Regions from separate parts of the Mus musculus genome. Here regions 1, 3 and 4 are each linked to region 2. A link is a loop called in an ENCODE intact Hi-C map of the cell type or tissue named here. Cell type or tissue: left cerebral cortex. All regions are shown on one strand. Region 1 holds the start of Smarca4 (SWI/SNF related, matrix associated, actin dependent regulator of chromatin, subfamily a, member 4). Region 2 holds the start of Gm39305 (a long non-coding RNA gene). Region 3 overlaps Smarca4 (SWI/SNF related, matrix associated, actin dependent regulator of chromatin, subfamily a, member 4). Region 4 has its middle 9.7 kb from the start of Yipf2.

Region 1 (5,000 bases), 190 kb after region 2:
AAATTTCTAAGTTCAAGGCCACCTTGGTCTACAGAGTGAGTTCCAGGACAGCTAGGGCTATACAGAGAAACCCTGTCTGGAAAAACAAAAAACAAACAAAACTGAATTAATTAAAAAAAAAAAAAAACAAGGGCAGGAGAGATGGCTCAGTGGTTAAGAGCACTGACTGCCTTTTAGAAGGTCCTGAGTTCAAATCCCAGCAACCACATGGTGGCTCACAATTATCCGAAATGAGAGTCTGAAGACAGCTACAGTGTACTTAGATATAATAATAAATAAATCTTAAAAAATAAAAAATAATAAATAAATAAAAATAAAACATAAGTGGCCTTAAGGGCTTTGCTAATGCAAGAGTTTAATCCCAGTACTCAGAGGGCAGAGGCGGCCAATCTGTGTGAATTTGAGGGCAGCCGGTAACAGAGTTCTAGGACAGCCAGGACTATACAGTGAGAACAGAAGGGGGCCAGGAGAATCAAAACAAACCCAAAACTTCTTAATGAATTAATACACATGCAGGCCAAGGAGAAACGTCCCCATATTTACTGCCCATTCCCCTACCAGACATGTAACACAAAGTAAAAGATTCAACTATCTGCTGGACCAGTCAAGAACAAAGAACAGGGCAGGAAGCCTGGCTGAACATCATCCCAGCACTTGGGAGGTGGAGGCAGCAAAGTGAGGATGAAGCCAGCCTGGTCTACATGAGGAGCTGGATGTCAGCCTAGGTTATAAGAGTCTGTCTTCAAAATCAGAATAATGATGATGTAGGAACGATTTGCCTAGTTCTTCCCAATCCTAACAGCGAAAGTAATTCCCTTGTACAAAGGAGGAAACCAAGAGGTTTGGCGAGATTAGCGATTTCGCCTAAGGCCACACAGCAAGCTGACAGCAGCCGGCGCTGGGCATCAAACTCAAAGGCTGTCTGTCAGTTCAAACAAAAACTTGTTTCTAGTTCCTGAGGAGTCACTGGAGGTAAAAGGGATCAAGTAGATGTCTTCGGACCCGCACAAAACACTTGCCTTCGGTGTTTTAAAATAAAAAACCCTATCTTAAAAACTGGGAAGGGCCAAGGGACTCAAAAGAAAAACAATGCCGCCGAGAGCAAACGTCCCCAGGCATCTTTCACTTTTTAGGCAAACATTTTGAAGCCATGGAAGAAATTCTTTATTTTTCCTTCAAAATCTGCAATAATGAAATTTATCAAAAAAAAAAATAATAAACATGAAGAAAGTAAGGTCTGGAGACCGAAGAGGGCTCATGACTGTGTCCAAGCTACACTGGGCATCAATAACTGAGGTAAAAATGTTGCTCCCGACGCCCGACCACAGGGCATTGGGATCCCACCCGTTACAAACGAGGCCAGAAAAGCCCACGACACCTAGCCACTGTTCAAAGTTGGGGTCCACAGAAATTAAAGTGGGGGATCTGGATCTCTGAAACGCCAAAGGGAAGAAGCTTTGTCCAAGACCCTACGAGAACGCGCGCGCGGCCTTCACGCGGCCCAGAGCCACCCGCCTCGCCGGCCACAGTCAGGAAGCCGCCGCGGTCTCGCTGCACTGCGGCCTGAGACGCGCGCGCAGGGCTTCTTGACCCTCAGGCGCCGCCGTACCGCGACCCCGCTTTGGTCGCCCAGCTGCCCCCTCCCCCTCCCGGCGCCTCCGCTTCATTCAAACCGTCTTGCCCAAGCCCCGGGAGCCTGGTTCCGCCCGGGAGCCTCCATTCCTTACCTGGAGGTAACGGCGCCGTAACCTTCCTGGCGCCGCCCCCAACCCTCCACGAGGGGTCGGGGACAGAGTGGGCGTCTCGCTTCTCCTCAGGAAACAAAGAAGCCGTCTCCGCCGCTGCCAAGCGAGTGGGAAAGCCTCGCGCGCGCGCCCGCTGGGCTTCGCCAGGCCACCCCCCCCCACCGCACGCGCCCGCCGCGCGCCCCCGCCTCCCTGTCTACCCGCTCCACTTGCCCTGCTTCCGCTGCCCGGCCGGCCTCGTGCGCGCGCCAGCCCACCCTTCCGCTCTCTGCGCGCATGCTCAGCCATTCGCTGTGCGCACGCGTACTAGTCCTTTGAGGGCGCGAGGAGGTGGGCGGGCCCAGAGGCTGCACAAGATCCTGGTGCACCGCCCCTGTGGGGGGCTCGGGGCGGCTCTGCGCAAGCGCACATCTACCTCCCAGGCACGAAACTGGGCCTCAAGCCGGGAGGCATGCGCAGTGGGGGTAGCACTGCGGCGACGCTTAAAGGTTGGGGGAGGGGGTGGGTGGTCCAGATGGGAGATAGTAAGGATGAAATTAAAGTCCTCAGGCTCGGAGCAGTTGGAGCACCCAGGGAGGAAAGAGAAGCGGAGAGATGGCCAAGCTATCCCAGGACCGGCAGAGCCCACGCGGTGCTAAGTGCAGGCCCGGGAAACGCTTTGATCCTGGTTCTGGCGCTGCCCTGCCTGCTCTGCAAGACTCTGCCCTGGCCACATTTCCTGCAGAACCTGCTGAGGCCCAGTAATTAGCTTTACAAATATTTATTGAGCTGCTATCGGCTACTTGCTGCCCTCTATTACAGTCTGTGGGGAGGCAACCGAATGAATAAGTAAAATACAGAGTGTGAGGTAGAAACAGCCATATTCACAATTTAACTTCTGATTTCCAAGAAAGCCATTAGCCTTGGAGCATAGAACTCTGTCCAAATCTGTAGATTCATGCCTCTGGTTGAGTTTTTAAAATATTTGGTAGTGTTCGGGAGGCAGAGGCAGGTGGATCTCTTGAGTTTGTTACCAAGGTGTTACTTGTTTTTGTTGTGTGTCTTTATGGTTTGTTTGTTTGTTTGTTTGTTTGTTTTTATTTTTTTGGTTTTTCGAGACAGGGTTTCTCTGTGTAGCCCTGGCTGTCCTGGAACTCACTCTGTAGACCAGACTGGCCTCGAACTCAAGAAATCCGCCTGCCTCTGCCTCCCGAGTGCTGGGATTAAAGGCGTGCGCCACCACGCCCGGCTGTCTTTAGTTTTTTAAGACGGGTTTTCTTTGTGTAGCCGTGGCTGTCCTGGCACTTGCTCTAGACTAAGCTGGCCTCGAACTCAGACATCTTCCTTCCTGAGTGCTGCATGCATGTACCAATCCAGCTTGGTCTTTTACATAGTGAGGTTCCAGGGCAGCCATGGATACAAAGTGAGACCTTCTCTAAGTAAACAAACAAAAGGGTGTTTTCTGCCACAAAGAACAAAAAAGAATGTTTCAGGCCATTAAATCACTGGCCTGCTACTGCCTCTTAAACGCTAGGGTTACAGACCCAAGATACCAAGACTGGCAAACTATCATGGTATTTTCGCTTGGTTGTTTTGTTTTGTTTTTGTTTTTCGAGGACAGAGTTTCTTTGTGTAGCTCTGGCTGACCTGGAACTGGATCCTGAGACCAGGGTGACCTCGAACTGACATCTACCTGCCTCTGCTTCCCCACCACCACCCCCCACCCCACCCCACCCCCAACACACACAGCTCAGTTCTGGTTTTCAGGTTTATTTTCAGCCGGAGTTTAGTGGCATTTGTCCTTAATCTCACCAAGCTGATCTTTGTTTGTGGCCAACTTTATCCACATAGTGAGTTCCAGGCCTGCCAAGGTTACATAATGAGATTTTCTCAAAAAAATAAATTTTCTCAAAAAAATAAATTTTGGTGACTGGATAGGTGGCTCAGCAGTTAAGAGCACTTGCCCTTGCAGAGGACCTCCATTCCGTTCCCAACACTTCTCGGGGGCCAGAACTGCTTCCAACTCAGGAGCTTCGCCTGAGTACTAGGAATACTAGAATATTCTCTCTCTCTCTCTCTCTCTCTCTCTCTCTCTCTCTCTCTCTCTCTCTCTCTCCCCTCTCTCTGTCTCCAGAGTGCCATAATTAAAGGCATGTGCTACCAGTACCAGCCATACTAGATTTTTAATTTTTTTAATATATTTTTAAATTGTTTTCTTTTTTTTTTTTCTTTTTTGAGACAGGGTTTCCCTGTGCAGTCCTGGCTGTCCTGGAACTCACTCTGTAGACCAAGCTGGCCTCAACTCGGAAAGCCACCTGCCTCTGCCTCCCAAGTGCTGGGATTAAAGGCACACGCCACCACTGCCCTGCTGTTTTTGTTTTTCAAGACAGGGTTTCTATGTGTAGCCCTTCAGTAGGCTGGCCTCAAATCTGTAGATTTGCTTGCTGTTGCCTACTGACTGCCTGGACTAAAGGTGTGCACCATCACGACCTGGCTAGATTTCTTTTTAAGTATCATCTATGGACTAGGAGGGTGAGAGTATAATTCTTGCTTGTAGTGTGTGACTGGCATGCATGAAACCCTGGGTTCCATCGCCAACACTGAGTAAACTAGACATACAGGCATAGAGACACGTGCCTGTGGTCTCAGAAATAGAAATGCAGAGGCATGAAGATCCATAGTGCAAAGTCATCCTCAGCTTCAGAGAGATTTTTTTTTTTTTTTGAGACAGGGTTTCTTTGTGTAGCCCTGGCTGTCCTGGAACTCACTCTGTAGAGCAGGCTGACCTCAAACTCAGAAATCTACCTGGGTCTGCCTCCGGAGTGCTGGGATTAAAGGCGTGCGCCACCACTGCCCAGCTTTCAGAGTGAATTTGAGGCTATCTGGCTATATGAGACTGCTTCACAGGGTAAGAAAAGGGGAAAGTGCCGGGCAGTGGTGGCACATGCTTTTAATCCCAGCACTTGGGAGGCAGAGACAGGCAGATTTCTCAGTTCGAGGCCAGCCTGGTCTACAGAGTGAGTTCCAAGACAGCCAGGGCTACACAGAGAAACCCTGTCTCGAGAAACAAAATAACAAATAACAAAAAAAAAGAAAAAAGAAAAGAAAAGAAAAAAAAAAGGAAGAAAGAAAGAAAAAGAAAAGAGAGAAAAATGGGTGGGAGGGGGTGGTGATAAACAGAGACCAGGCTGCCTGTCTATTGAGTGGGCAACTCTGCCAAACACTCAACCTGCATCAACAAATTGGGTCTTTTCCATTCTAGATAGGTACGTACCA
Region 2 (5,000 bases):
AGAGTTTTCAGTCCACAGTTAAGTGAGTGGGAAGAATAAAAACTGTCTATGTGTCTTGTTGGGGAGGGCGTGCTTTTTAAGGTTTCTTACCAGGTTGTCATGCCAACCCATAAAGCACTTTGAGTATATCTCCTCCCATGTTTCCCCTTTACCTTTTTGAGAGAAAGGCTTACAATAGCCTGGGCATTCCTCAGGTCCCCTATAGAGTGGAGGATGGCCTTGAACTCTTGGTCCTCATGCTTCCACCTCTAGATCACAGGGTTTGCAGGAGTGGCACCAGACGTGGTTTGCATGCATATCCTCTTCCCCCAATATACACAGCCTCCCCCATTGTCAACACCCCACTCTGGCTTGTATGTTGGTTCCAATCGATAAAGCTCCATTGACAGATACAACATTGTCCCCCTGCAGTCCAGAGTTCACAGCCAGGATCAGTCTGGGTTATATACATAGGCTGGAGGCGTTAGCACACATGCAACTCCACAGACCCCACTGTAGGCTTGTCCAGAGGCCACTTCCTGAGTCTCTTAATCTAAAAAAGCTCAAAACAGGAAAGCCAGTTACCACTTCCCTCCTTCCTGGGATTAAGATTCCTTCTCCTCTTCCTCCCCTCCCTCTTCCTCCTCTCCCTCTTCCTCCTCTCCCTCTTCCTCCTCTCCCTCTTCCTCCTCCTCCTTCCCTCTCACTCTCCCCCCCTCCTCCTCAGTGTAGTGGTAGGAGGGAACCTAGGGTTTAGTGTGTGTGTGTCTATGTGTGCGTGCGTGCGTGTGTGAAGTGTGGTCAGAGGACAACCTGTAGAAGTTAGTCCTCTCCTGCCATGTGGACTCCTGGGATTGAACCCAGGTCATCAGGCTGAGTGGCACGTGCCTTTTCCCGAAGCCCTCCTTCCCTTTCTCTTGCTGTGATCAACACCAGGACCAAAAACACCCTGGAGAGGAAAGGGTTGATTTTGCCTCACACTTTCAGGGAACAGTGCACCTCTGAGGGACCTCAGGACAGGAACCTGGAGGTGGGAGCTAGTGCACAGACTGCACCACAGCTCACTGCTTGCTCTCCTGGTCACCAGCCAGTGGGTGCTCCACCTCCACATCAGTCACGAATCACAAAAGTGTCCCAAGGAGACATTTTCTCAACCTGAGGCTCCTTCTCCGATTGCCTTAGCTTGTGTCAAGGTGACCGACAGACAAACCTAAGCCCCACACCCACAGACTCGTCAGTACCCTTGGATGTCTGTTGTTTTGTGACAGTATCTCAGTACATGACCCAAGCTGCCTAGATCTTCCTTCTTTCTTCCTTCCTTCCTTCCTTCCTTCCTTCCTTCCTTCCTTCCTTCCTCTTTTATCTTTTGTTGTTGGTGGTGGTTTTTTTTTTTTTTAAGGGGGGAGCATCTCTCTACATAGCCCTGTCTGTCCTGGAACCCACTCTGTAGACCAGGCTGGCCTCAAACTCAGAGATCCACCTGCCTCTGCTTCTCAAGTGCTAGGATTAAAGGCATGTTCCACCACCGCCCAGCTAAAATATTTTTAATTAAAAATAAGATTTATTTTTATTTTACCTGAATGAGTGTTTGCATGTATGTGTTGGTACCATCTATGTGCTTGGTACCTGTAGAGGTCAGAAGAGGGTCCTGGATTCCCTGTAACTGAAGTTACAGACAGTTGTGAGCCACCATGTAGGTGCTAGGAATGAAACCCAGGTCCTCTGTAGGAGCAGCCAGTGCTTTTAGCCATGGAGCCATCTCTTCTGTCCTGGCTTTTTATTTTTTATTTTCTTAAAGCAAACTGGGAGGTGATGTAGCTCAATGGTGGATCAAGTGTTTGCCTGGCACATTTCAGAAGCTCTGGGCCCCTTCCCTAGTCTCACCATCACAAAACCTGTCCTCTCTTCCCACTGAGGAGGAACCAGTACAGAATCCACAGGCCTTGGACCTTGGTAGATGTTTGTGAGAAGGTGTGGAGGCCACAGTGGGGGCCTAACCAAGAAGACATGTCCTTTCTATCTAGAGTAGGGTTGTCAGGGTAATGGGAGGTGATTGGGAAGGGGCAGCCTGGGGTTCAGGGTACACTGAAGGTTTCGGGGCTCCTCACCTCACTTCTCCCATTCCCCAGGGTGGTCTGTATGAAGCGGTGAACGAAGTCTACAAAAACCTTATCCCCATCCTTGAAGCCCACAGAGACTACAAGAAGCTGGCTGCGGTGCACGGGAAACTGCAGGAGGCCTTCACCAAGATTATGCACCAGGTGGGCCCTAGGCCGCTGCTCCCATTCCCGGGTAGGCCCTCTCCAGCCCCTCCTTGACCTGGGACCCCTAATCTTGCCTCCTCTTTTCCCACAGAGCTCTGGCTGGGAGGTGAGTCCTGGTGAACAGTGGTCAACGAACACTAGGGGGCGCCAGAACAGCATGGCACCCCTCCATAGGGGCCTGAGCTCAGTGGTTGATGACGCACAGTCCCCTACTTATTCCCTTCCCCCAAATGCCCCATCTCAGGGGCAGCCTGTGAGTCACCCAGCTGGGAACTCTCCAGAGACACCCCTCCCTCGGGTAGGACCAGCTCAGTCACCACCAGGACTGTGGGTGGAAGAGGAATGGGGCTATCTCTCCCTCTCCGTCTCATTCCTTTTCTCCCTCTGCCTTAGGGCTCCCACGCTCTCTCCATCTCAGTCTCCCGACTCCCGGCTTTGCTCGGGACAACTACTCCTCATCTCTGTCAGGGTGCTCCCCACAAATCCCGCCTTGCCTTCTCCTTTCTATTTTTAGGCATCTCTCAGTTGAGGGAGAATTTTCTGGCCAAAGATGGCAGAAACCCAGAGCCCTAGGCAGGCTGGGTGGGGGCAAGTGGGTAGGTCCCCGCCTTTCCTGCATCGGAGATCTCCTTCTCCCTCTACAGAACGATTCTCATAGGGGGGTATAAGCAGGACCCTGGGAGGGGTAACTCTGACCTCTGACCTCTCCAATGACTGCATCTCTCTGTCTCCCATCTTTCCATTCTTGTTTCTGGCCACACAATGTCTGCCCCACCCTGTCTGGATCGGCTTTGGTGAGTGAATTTGGAATGATCCCACCTCCTTCCCCCATGGGTTGGGGAATGGTGTCTAGGGGTGTTTTTAGCCCCTTCCACATATGGGGCTAAAAACAGAGAGAATATCCTAGAGCTAGAGCCTAGCATCCCAGGACAGGAGGCAGCTCAGTATGTTCCTTAGCCACTCAGTCACCAGGGCACCTGGTAGGCCTGGGTCCCATGGGTACTGAGGTAGAGCTGGGAGCAACTCCACTCTAATTTGCTATTGGAATGCCTATGATGAGTGCCCAGCCGGTGAAAACTACAGAAACTCAAGTTTATGTTAAGCAAGGAAATTGACATAAGACTGGAACTCAGAAGGCTGAGACAGGAGGATACCCTGGTCTACATAGTGAGTTCCAGGTCAGCCAGGGTTATGTAGAGAGATCCTGTCTCAAATAAATAAACAAGCAAACAATTTTTTTAAGTTAAAAAAAAATTTGGCTGGGGTCTTAGCAAAGCCATAGAGTCCCAAGCTGGAATCTTGCAGTGAGAAGCTGGGGTGTTACTCAGCCCTGGAGTGCTCCCTTAACACGGGGCCTCTGAGTTCAATCGCAGCACACATATACACGTGAAAAGCCGGTGACCAGCCTTTGTGATCCGGGTCCCCTGGCATGTTCCTCTGTCTCACCCCTGTGTCTGAGATCCCCAGACAGGCTCCTGAGGTTCAGGGTTCCCCATCCCAGCTTGGTTCCCTCTCCATCCCACCCTGAGTGTGTCTGGAGTAGAGGCCATCTGCAGAGAGGCCTCCATGCCAACACCACTGGCTTCTCTCAGCCCAGCGTGTATTTGGGACATATTTCCGAGTGGGCTTCTATGGCACACGATTTGGTGACCTGGATGAACAAGAGTTTGTGTACAAGGAACCGTCAATCACGAAGCTTGCAGAGATCTCACACCGGCTGGAGGCACGTCCTGGCGCTGGGAGGTGGGCTAGGCAATGTGAGTTACAGTGGGGGCTGCCCCAGCTGACCCGGAGTCAACCCCGTGTCTTTAGGAGTTCTATACGGAAAGGTTCGGGGATGATGTGGTAGAGATCATCAAAGATTCTAACCCAGTGGACAAGTCCAAGCTGGACCCACAGAAGGTGGGTCCTCTGGTCCCTCCCTGCCCCCAAAATCCAATATTGGCGTTTGCATGGTGGGGGCAAGTCCGGTTTCTTGGGAGAGTCTGGTACATCCAGTTATAGGAAGAGCTGGGCCTTTCGATTCAAAGGGTTCAGGCCTGCAGGGACCAGGACCTCAGGCTGGAGCTGTGGTGTCAGGTGGACCCCGCACCACTCCCATCCTCTTACTCGGCCCCGTGTTCCAGGCGTACATACAGATAACCTATGTGGAGCCACATTTCGACACTTATGAGCTCAAGGATCGGGTGACCTACTTCGATCGGAACTATGGGCTGCGGGCCTTCCTCTTCTGCACACCCTTCACACCAGATGGACGTGCGCACGGAGAGTTGGCCGAACAGCACAAACGCAAGACGCTGCTGAGCACGGAGCATGCCTTTCCCTACATCAAGACACGCATCCGAGTGTGCCACCGTGAGGAGGTGGGACCCCAGACCCCTAGGGAGGGGAGGGAGATTCGGGGACTCAAGGTCCAGGGGGAGACTTTTCCAGGGAGGAAAAGGCAGAGGAACCCCACAAACAGTGCATTTCAGGGATGCTGGATTTGGGAAGAAAGAGATGGGGATATAGCAGATTGGGTTTGGGCAGTAGAAGGACCCAGGCTGTAGGCTCCAGATGCAAGCCTCTACCATCCAGCCTGGAGAAATGTGGATATCTCAACTGTAGAGTCCCTAGACCCGAGGGCAAACAGCAAGTGAAACAGACCAGAAACCCCAGCTGAGTCAAGACCCACCAGGGAGCACAGATCTCCAGCACTGATCATAGCCTGGGACCCTCCTGCCCCACAGAACATCACAGGCCCCAGCAGGTGTATCC
Region 3 (5,000 bases), 170 kb after region 2:
CCCTGAACTAAGCCAAGTCACCTCCACAGACCTCTCTCCTCTAATGTCCGGAGGCTCTGGCAGCTTTGTATGAGACACCAAGGCAAGTCTCAGGAACAGAGTACAGGACTGAGATCACAGGATGCCTACCTTGTGCATCTGATGCATGTTGTCCTGGGGGTACCCTCCAGGCCCCTGGGTGGGCATGGGATGTCCTGCTGAAGGAGGTCCTGGGCTTGGCCCCATCATGCTGTGGGCAGAACCTGGTGAGGGGCCAGGGCTAGGACCCAGCATTGCACCAGGTGAAGGACCAGGGCCTGGGGAAGGACCAGGCCGAGGAGTCCCACCCAAGGGTGGGTCTGGAGTAGACATCTTTACTGGAGCTACAGGCACTGGTCTCCTGTTGGAAAGAAATTCTGGTCATCCTAGAATCTGGGACAGGGGTTCAGTTATGTCAAGAACAGCAAAGAAGGGCCCAAAGGTCAGTCAGGTTCACCCAGACCACTGAGCCCCATCTTGTAGGCCTGATACCTAACCTTTGTTCCAAACCTTTCTTTTATTCTTTTTGGGAAAAACAATGTTATCTCAGGAAAAGAAATCAGCTCAGAAAGCAGGGAATGATGGTGCATGTCCATGACCCCAGAAATAGGGAGGCAGAGGATCTCTTAATTTGAGTTCTATACTAGTTCCAGGCCAGCCAGGACTGCATAGGGAGACCCTGTCTCACTCCCCACCCTACCACAAAATTACTTCTGCGTATTGCCCAGCCTTATCTAACTATAAAGTGACAGACTGGGGAAACTGACCAATAATCACTCTAGGAAGCTACACTTGATGTGGTCAGTGGGACAATGTCCTCCCATTACCTCCAAGATCAACTAGGTCCCCAGCAGACTGTGGGGCAACTCTCAAATTATCCTTTAACTGTGGAGTCATCTGTTCTCTTGTTCATGAAGGTCATGAACAAGACAGGCAGTCAGACAGACACACAAAAACAATCAGTGAGTGCTAATCAGCATCCGGTCCACAAAGAAGTAGTTCAACATGGAGGGAAAACTTCCAAGCAAAGCCACAGTCAAGGTCTTTAACTTGTCCTTACAGAGATAAACAACTGGTAAAAGGAAGGCTGGAAATCGAGGCATGGTGGCGCATGCCTTTAATCCCAGCACTCCGGAGACAGAGGCAGGCAGATTTCTGAGTTCGAGGCCAGCCTGGTCTACAGAGTGAGTTCCAGGACAGCCAGGATGACAGAGAAACCCTGCCTCGAAAAACCAAAAAAAAAAAAAAAAAAAAAAGAACCAGATCCATTAAGAGACTCTGCTTCAAATAATAAGGTGAAGAATAACTAAGGAAAACACCAGCCTCACCTCTACATGCACACACAAACATACACACTCGTTCACACACACAGGCAGACACACACTAAAAGAAGAAATAAATGTATTAATATTTAAAAGACAAATTCAGGGCTAGGCATGGTAACACACACCTGAAATTCCATTATTCAGGATACTGGACACAGAGAGCTACAGCAAAAGCCGATCTCAAAAATGAGGGTTGGGGTGAGGGAACTAGCAAAATGATTCAGCAGGTAAAGGCTACCAAGCCTAATTTGAGTTCAAATTCCAGGATCCACACGGTAAAAGAAAGAACTGAGTTTTACAGTCTGTCTTCTTCCAGATGTGTGCCACAACAACACACAAGCCCAGGGACTAGCACATACTCAAATACAGGCATGTATGTTGTGTGTGGAGGCCAGAGGATAATCTTGAGCGTCTCACATTTGAGACAGGGTCTACATACCAAGTACATAAATACAAAAACACTCACAAAAATAAAAATAGAATACAGAGGGCTGAAGAAATGGCTCAGCAGCTATGAATCTTTGCTGCTCAAGTGGGTGTGGTAGCTCACATCTTTATTCTCGGCACTCAGGTGGCACAGGCAGATGGATCTCTGTGAGCTCAAGATCAGCCTGGTCACCGGGCAGTGGAGGCGCACACCTTTAATCCCAGAACTTGGGAGGCAGAGGCAGGTAGATTTCTGAGTTTGAGGCCAGCCTGGTCTACAGAGTGAGTTCCAGGACAGCCAGGGCTACACAGAGAAACCCTGCCTTGAAAAACAAACAACAACAAAAGAAAACAACAACAACAACAAAAAAATATTCAGCCTGGTCTACATAGAAGGTTCCAGGACAGCCAAAGGTACACAAAAAGAAGAAGAAAAGAAAAGAAAAAAGGGGGAGAGGGGCTAGCTAGAGAGAGGATGGCTTGGCAGTTAAGAGTGCAGGCTTGCTCTTCCAGAGGTACTGAATTTAATCCCAGTAACATGGTTACTTGCCATCTATAGAGAGATCTGGTGCCCTCTTCTGGCTGCAGGCATGCAGGCAGGCAAAACACTGTATATATAATAAATCTTTGAAAAAGAAAAATGAGCCGGGCATGGTGGCGCACACCTTTAATCCCAGCACTAGGGAGGCAGAGGCAGGCAGATTTCTGAGTTCGAGGCCAGCATGATCTACAAAGTGAGTTCCAGGACAGCAAGGGCTACACAGAGAAACCCTGTCTCAAAAACCAAAACCAAAACCAAAAGAAAGGAAAAGAAAAGAAAGGAAAAGAAAAGAAAGGAAAAGAAAAGAAAAGAAAGGAAAAGAAAAGTGTAAAAGTGTTTGCTGCTCTTCTGTAAGACCTGAGTTTTAATTCCCAGCACCCACGCTGGGAACTTTCTTCTTTTAGTGTGTGTCCGTAACTCCAGCTCTAGAGAATCTGATATCCTCTTGTGGCTTCCACTGGCATTCAACTTAAGTGTATACACACACTGACAATGAAAAAGAAAAAATAAATATATATGTATTTATATATGTATAAACGCATAAACACACACATTGGGTTTTTTGTAATTTTTGTAAAAGATTCATTTATTATATGCAGGTACACTGTAGCTTGTCTTCAGACACTCCAGAAGAGGGAGTCAGATCTCATTATGGATGGTTGTGAGCCACCATGTGGTTGCTGGGATTTGAACTCCAGACCTTCGGAAGAGCAGTCGGGTGCTCTTACCCACTGAGCCATCAAACCAGAGAGTCACCTGGATTAAAATCATGAGCCATGATACCCATCCTATACAACAGTAGAAAGAAACTAACTCACTCACTCAGGGCCTGGTGTAATTGAGCGGAATAGCACATGAATAGCATACATGAAGTCTTAGGTTTGCCCCAGAACAATAAAAGACCTTCTCTCAAAGGTCGACAACCAAGATTAGCCACTGGCCTCTACATACACATATATGCCCTTGTGCAAAACCATAAAAAGAACTGTGAGGGTTCATGAGATGGCTCACACATATACATACTACAAACACATGTATATTTAACAACAACAAAAAAAGTTAAACCATGGGAAAGTCGTTTCTTTGTAGCTACTCAGTCCAAAAGCATTACAACAACTCTGTAGCTTGAGACAGGGTCTGAGATACAATTCCCTTCTATCTAAATTACCTTTCCTGGTGATACCATAATATATTTTTATCACTAAGAGATACAGAAAGAGCAGAGGCGCAAGGCAGGGAACAACTGTCTCTAACTCCAGGTCTAGACGAGCCAATAGCTATCTTCTGGCCTCCACACACAGGTACCAGTAACAAAAGTGGTGCGCAGGTACACCATGCAGGCAAAACACATTTTTTTCCATTCAGTTCTTAGGCTAATGAGAAGAAAAAGCAAAGTACCTGGGTGGGAGGCTGGCAGGTAGATCTGATTTCAGGGTCAGCCTGGTCTACAGAGCTAGTTCTAGGATAGCCAGGGCTACACAAAGAAACCCTGTCTCAATTAAAAAAAGAAAACAGGGCTGGTGAGATGGCTCAGTGGGTAAGAGCACCCGACTGCTCTTCTGAAGGTCCAGAGTTCAAATCCCAGCAACCACATGGTGGCTCACAACCATCTGTAACAAGATCTGACGCCCTCTTCTGGAGTGTCTGAAGACAGCTACAGTGTACTTACATATAATAAATAAATAAATCTTTAAAAAAAAAAAAAAAAAAAAAAGAAAACAGTCCTGACAAAACTATAGGTGCCTGCTACCTGAAGAAAGCATTAATCCTATGGGATCCTCCACTTCCTGGGCAGCTAGAGGAAGCAAGGTAAGCTGAGTCAAACCTGCAACAGCACCAGAAACTCTGGTTCATCATCTCCAACAACCCCAAACCCAGTACAAGCCAACTTCTTCTCTGTCAATGAGCTGAAAGCAAGGGCATTTGACTGCTCTAGCCTCTGCTCAACAATACTCCTGAACTGACAATACTTTGTTTTTTAAGACATTATCTTGGGCTGGTGAGATGGCTCAGCAGGTAAGAGCACCCGACTGCTCTTCCAAAGGTCCTTAGTTCAAATCCCAGCAACCACATGGTGGCTCACAACCATCTGTAACAAGATCTGATTCCCTCTTCTGGAGTGTCTGAAGACAGCTACAGTGTACTTACATATAATAAATAAATCTTTAAAAAAAAAAAAAAATTATCTTATAGTGTAGCCCAGGCTGGAACTCTAGATTCTGCTGCCCTTAACTTCCCATTGACCCTTTGAGGACCAGACCTGTGATCACAGGCCTTTAATCACAACACATGGAGCAGCAGTAAGCAGATCTCAAATTAAGAGGCCAGCCCAGCCTGGTCTACATATTGAGACATGTCCAGGAAATCAAATGTAGCACAAGCCCTACCTCAAAAAGAAAAAAAGAAAACAAACAAACAAAACAGATCAGCTTTTGAAGGTTTATTAGTTACTCATTGTTGTGATAAAACACCATGACTATAGAAAAGAGACTACATTCCAGGTTATGGTTCTAAAGGACTAAGAGTCCATCATGTCTGTGTGGAAGTATGGCAGCAAGTGGCAGGCAGCTGTGAGGTCCTATCCTCAGTCACAAGTAAAAAGAAGAAAAAGTAGGGTAAGGCTATACACTCTTAAATCCCTACCTACCTGAGCTACTTCCTCTAGCAAGGCCCTGTCTCCTACGCCCTCC
Region 4 (5,000 bases), 200 kb after region 2:
ACTACAGATGGGGAGTCTCTCCTGCTGGATTAGGGAGTGGCTTGCTCCTTCCTGTCCCTAAACTTGCTAATGGCATCTACAATGGTCCCTGACTCCATATTTAAAGAGATAGCTGATTTTCCTGTGTCCAAATGTGTGCTTGCCATACCTTGCCGTACCTGCTTCAAGAATAGTGCAGGCAGGCAGGGAAGGGTGAACACATGAGAACTTTATTTACATAGGAATAACAGCTCACACTGGATAGGGTCAGTGTACAGACATAACAGCCCAGACAAGAAAACAGAAGACCAGAACTTCCTGGTCCGCTGGGGGTGCCAAGCCAGATGGACAACATGTGGTGCAGCTCGGTACTCCAGTAAGCCATCAGTAGCAACCAAGGGCAGCTCTTCCCATCTCATGGGACAGGAAAGAGCAAGCCACTCCCCGATCCGATCCAGTAGGACTGACTCCCCATGTGTGGCCAGGCTCATGGCCTCTGCACCTTGTGATCCTAATCAGTTACATGTGTGTATGGAAATAAGGTGTAAAACAAAAAAACAATCAGTAAAAACCTGACAAATGTGGCATCAAATGACAAGGGCCAAACCCTCTCTTGGCTTTCTTGTTTTTTTTTGTTTGTTTTTTTTTTGTTTGTTTGTTTTTAAAGACTTATTTACTTATTATATGTAAGTATACTGTAGTTGTCTTCAGACACTCCAGAAGGGGGCGACAAATCTCGTTACAGATGGTTGTGAGCCACCATGTGGTTGCTGGGATTTGAACTCAGGACCTTCGGAAGAGCAGTCGGTGCTCTTAACCGCTGAGCCATCTTTCCAGTCCCTCTCTTGACTTTCTTATTGCAGTGAGTTCTCAGCCTAGAGGGTGACAATGCACTGTTTGCAGCTGGGACCTTGAAACAGTTTCTAGTGACCCAGGTATGGAACTCAGGGCTACACTGTGACCCCCACCTGAAGCTCTGCTGCCAGAGCTGTCTCAGCTGGATGGCTACCGGAGACCACTGTTAGGGCTAGCAACTTCCTGCCAAGGCAGAGGACCTGAGTGTGGTCCCTAGGATCCACATGGTAGACAATAACCAATCCTTCCAACCTGCACACATGTGATCACACACAAATATTGTTGAAATATCCCTTCTGCAGGAAAGAGGGGCCCCTGAAGAAGCTCAAAAGACACACCAGAATGAGAAACCAGGAAGGGGTGGGCTTTTGAAGTTGGACTAACTGCACTGTGCGTTATGTCTATGGAGGCCAGCGGGTGGAATATGGTGTTTGAATGAGAACATCCCTCATAGGTTCATGTTTGAATGCTTTGTCCCTGTGTAATGGAACTTTTTGGCCTTGCTGGAGTAGGTATCACTGAGAGTAGGCTCTGACATTTCAAAGGCTCACACCCATGCCATTCCTGGTGGCTCTCAGCTTCTGCTCCAGGGCTATGCTTGCCTGCTGCCTGTTCTCCACTACGGTGGCCACAGGCTCAACCCTCTGGAACTATGAGCTCATAGTCAACGCTTTCTTTTATAAGGTGCTTGGTCATGGTGCAACAGACACTGGGTAAGCCTGACAACCTGAGTTCCGATTCCCCAGAACCCAAGCAACCATGGATACAGTAGTACAGTGGGTGTGTACAGCACACTGAAAGGGGTACGGATGGTAGAAGACAGTGCCAGTTAGCTTGACTGAGGTAAACATTGAGAGACTCTGTCTAGGGGTGAAGGCATTTGCTGCCAAGCCTGACAACCTGAGTTCAATCCCCAGAACCCACATGATGGAAGGAGACAATACACTTCTTAAGCATGGCGTGGTGGCGCACGCCTTTAATCCCTGCACTCAAGAGGCAGAAACAGGCAGATCTGCTGAGCCATCTCTCCAGCCCTCTTGTTTTTTGTTTTTCTGAGACAGGTTTCTCTGGCTGTCTAGGAGCTCACTTTCCAGACCAGGCTGGCTTTGAATTAAGAAATCCACCTACCTCTGCCTCCCGAGTGCTGGGATTAAAGGCATGTACCACCACACCTGGCTTCTTTTGTCTTTTTTAAGACAGGGTCTCACTATATAGCTCTGCTGTCTTGGACCTCACTCTATAGACCAGCCCGGCTTCAAACTCACAGAGATTCATCTGCCTCTGCCTCCTGAGGGCTAGGATCACAGGCGTGTGCCGCTATGTAGGACTTGCATTTTGCAATTTATTTTTTTAGTCACAAGTTTTGAAATGTGCCATCATTAATCCAGACCATTGTGTGGAGCTTTCTACAAGTGCTCTTTAGCTCCTCATGGCCCCAGCTGCCACAAACTGGAGCACCCTCCAACAGCCATCAACCTAGATCATTGCAACTTAAGCCTTGAGCCACTTTGGTTAGGAGTTAGTTGGGGTTTTCTTTTCCATATTTCTTTGAGACAGGGTCTCACTATGTAGCCTTAAAATTACAGAAACCCACCTGCCTCTGCTTCTCAGACTCTATCTCTCGTTTTGTTTTTTTTTTCAAGATAGGCTCTCAGCCTCTCAGGATGGCTTGTAATTCACTATATCCTTGAACTGATCCTCCTGCCTCTAACTCCTGTGTGCTAAGATTACAGGTGCGAGCCAATATCATGTCTAGCTTGAAGTACTGGACGTGAATGTGTGCTAGGCAAACATTCAACTGAGCCTCATCCTCTTTGAAATTCTGTTGTTTTGTTGTTGTTGTTTGTTTGTTTGTTTTATATGTCAAAGCTAGTCTACCTTAATCCCCTCACCTGCTCTGCTGGGCCTTGCTCAGGGCAAAACAGAGAAGCCCTAGCTGGGAATGAGGAGCTTTGGCGCCCTCTGGTGTCCATTAATCAGAATAAACACATGCACGGCCACCACCCCAAAGTCAATCTCTTCTGTTGCCGAGTGACCAAATGCTGGTGCAAGAAACGCAAGCCATGGGACATGTAGGCAGTAGCATATATTTTTCAGTAAAAAGAAACTTAGGGATGGAGCTATGGAGCAGTGGGTAAAATGTTTGCTGCAACAAGTGTACGGATGGATTTGACCATTGACCTTTGGGAGCACATGAGAAGCTGGAGATACCAGTGTCCCAAGCTGGGGAGGCACAGGTTCAGCCTTGCTTTTTTTTTTTTTTTTTTTTTTTTTTTTTTTTTTGAGACAGGGTCTCTCTTTGTAGCCCTGGCTGTCCTGGCACACACTTTGTAGACCAGGCTGGCCTTGAACTCAGAAATCTGCCTGCCTCTTCCTCCCAAGTGCTGGGATTAAAGGCGTGCGCCACCATCGCCCGGCATGTGTGTTCAGCCTTTCTTACAGAACTCAGGACCACCAGCTCAGGAGTGGAACCACACACAATGGGCTGGGTCCTCTCTCATCGATCATTCATTTAGAAAGTTCCCTACAGGCCGGCCTGCCTACAGCATGATCTTACAGAGGCTACCTCCTCTCAGATGATGCTAACCTGTGCCAAGTTGACATAAAACTATCCAGCACACTATACACCTGGCTGCTCTTGGAAAGGACCCAGATTCCATTCCCAGTACCCATGTTGGGGTTAGAGAGATACCAAGTATGCTTATAAAGAACCCAGATTCAGTTCCCAACTCCATATGGTGGCTCCCAACCTCCTGTAACTCCAGCTCCAAAAGATCAGAGACACCGTCTTCAGTCCTCCAGTGGCACTACACACATTTCACAAGCAAACATTCATAAATGAAACTAAAAGTGAAATCTTCAAATAATTATCCCGCCCCCAGCTGTGTGTGTGTGTGTATATGTACTCAGCCACACCCCAGTCTGTGTGTGAGGTCAGAGGATAACTCTGTGGAGTTAGTTCTCTCTTCCCACATTGCTGTTGTTTTTGTGTTTTCCCAGGGTTTCTTTGTGTAGTCTTGGCTGTCCTGGAACTAGCTTTGTAGGCCAGGCTAGCATCAAAATCACAGAGACCCACCTTCCTCAGCCTCCCGAGTTGCTGGGATCAAAAGTGTATGCCACCACTTCCTGGCTCCTTCCACTTAATTGTTTTAACCTTTTATTTTCTCTCTTCAGGCCCCTCTCCTTCCTCTTTTGTGGGCGCTCTAGGATCATGCTTGATGGCCGACATTTGTTTGTTTATTACACTGGGTCTCCCTGTGGAGCTCTGCCTGGCTTGGGACTCACAGAGATCTTATTGTTTCTGGTACCAGAATGGAAGCTAGGGCCTTGTGTATGCTAGGCAAGTGTTCCCAGCAACATCATCAGCACCACTAGGTCACAGCTCAGGCTAGCTTTAAGACTGTACTGATCCTCCTGCCTCAGCCTCTTCTTGTCTAGGATAGCAGATGTAAGCCACCATACCTAGCTTTATACTTCATTATTTAGGAAATATCAGCAGGAAAGAATCTGCGAAAGTTTTTCCTAATCTCCTTTCTTGTCGAGTTTTTTGTTTTTGAGATAGGGTCTCATTTGGCCCAGGCTGGCCTTGAACCGGATCACTACATACTCGAGGTATTGAGTATTAAGGAGCCTCCCTTTAGTCAGAGAAAAGTGCTGAGGTTACAGATTGTACAAGACCTATTAATGGTCATCAGGCTGGAGCCTGGGGCTCCCTATATGCTGGGTGAACACAACTGAAGTCAGCTACACTTATCACACCATTCCACCTTGGTTGGCTCCCTCGGTGCAGAACCTAACAAGAGGGCTGGCTAGCTGTGCCTATCAGGGGACCAAACCTAGAAGGGGGTAGGTGGCTGGCTGAGAACTATAGATCTCAATCATGAAGAGCTTCAGAGGCAGGCTCACAGAGCACCTGGCTTTAACAGAGTGCAGGTATGGACAACCAGACTGCAAACCTGGTGAATTGGTGAATTAGCTGGGCTAAGTAAACACTGGTATGTGCAAGGCCAGTACTTGGCTGGCTAAGGGCAATGAAGTCTAAGGACTGTCACCCTCCAGGGTCTACCCATTACCCTGAGAGGTATCTTCCTGAAGTCCAGGCTGTCATCTACAGATGGTGGATGGAACATATAGCCCAGGTCCTGATGTTTGCCTCTTTTGCAAAT

The links. Hi-C counts contacts between places; a loop is a spot of excess contacts. Peaks named below come from ENCODE experiments on the same cell type or tissue, not always from the same donor. Only the 100,000 strongest peaks of a DNase experiment are listed, where the experiment ranks them.
Region 1: a loop joins it to region 2, with 2.8 times the contacts of the local background. A loop is called at or near these places in 14 of 42 quality-filtered maps.
Region 3: it touches region 2 in a loop (2.5-fold over the local background); 2 of 42 quality-filtered maps call a loop at or near these places.
Region 4: a loop joins it to region 2, with 7 times the contacts of the local background. A loop is called at or near these places in 14 of 42 quality-filtered maps.

What each region holds. Positions count from the first base shown.
Region 1 is chr9:21,613,128-21,618,127 of GRCm38, reverse strand. Smarca4 (SWI/SNF related, matrix associated, actin dependent regulator of chromatin, subfamily a, member 4) reads right to left here and starts at 1,959. Exons shown (of 34, transcript NM_001174078.1): 1 at 1,728-1,959. Mir1946b (microRNA 1946b) reads left to right here and starts at 4,552; the gene lies at 4,552-4,684. In left cerebral cortex, no CTCF peak of the experiment used is centred here; DNase peaks (open chromatin) are centred at 858, 1,625 and 2,070; H3K4me3 peaks cover 2,543 bases; H3K27ac peaks cover 2,052 bases.
Region 2 is chr9:21,801,959-21,806,958 of GRCm38, reverse strand. Dock6 (dedicator of cytokinesis 6) reads left to right here. Exons shown (of 50, transcript NM_177030.3): 42 at 2,109-2,240; 43 at 2,335-2,349; 44 at 3,841-3,966; 45 at 4,056-4,145; 46 at 4,370-4,606. It overlaps Gm39305 (a long non-coding RNA gene), which reads right to left and starts at 563. Exons shown (of 3, transcript XR_870577.2): 1 at 153-563. In left cerebral cortex, a CTCF peak has its summit at 2,380 (motif pointing right); a DNase peak (open chromatin) is centred at 2,501; H3K4me3 peaks cover 321 bases; H3K27ac peaks cover 1,216 bases.
Region 3 is chr9:21,628,184-21,633,183 of GRCm38, reverse strand. Smarca4 (SWI/SNF related, matrix associated, actin dependent regulator of chromatin, subfamily a, member 4) reads right to left here. Exons shown (of 34, transcript NM_001174078.1): 2 at 130-379. The coding sequence starts at 351. Among named protein-coding and RNA genes, the nearest start is that of Smarca4, 15 kb to the right of the region's middle. In left cerebral cortex, a CTCF peak has its summit at 2,347 (motif pointing left); a DNase peak (open chromatin) is centred at 2,345.
Region 4 is chr9:21,599,996-21,604,995 of GRCm38, reverse strand. No RefSeq gene overlaps it. Among named protein-coding and RNA genes, the nearest start is that of Yipf2, 9.7 kb to the right of the region's middle. In left cerebral cortex, CTCF peaks have their summits at 701 (motif pointing right) and 2,800 (motif pointing left); a DNase peak (open chromatin) is centred at 2,796.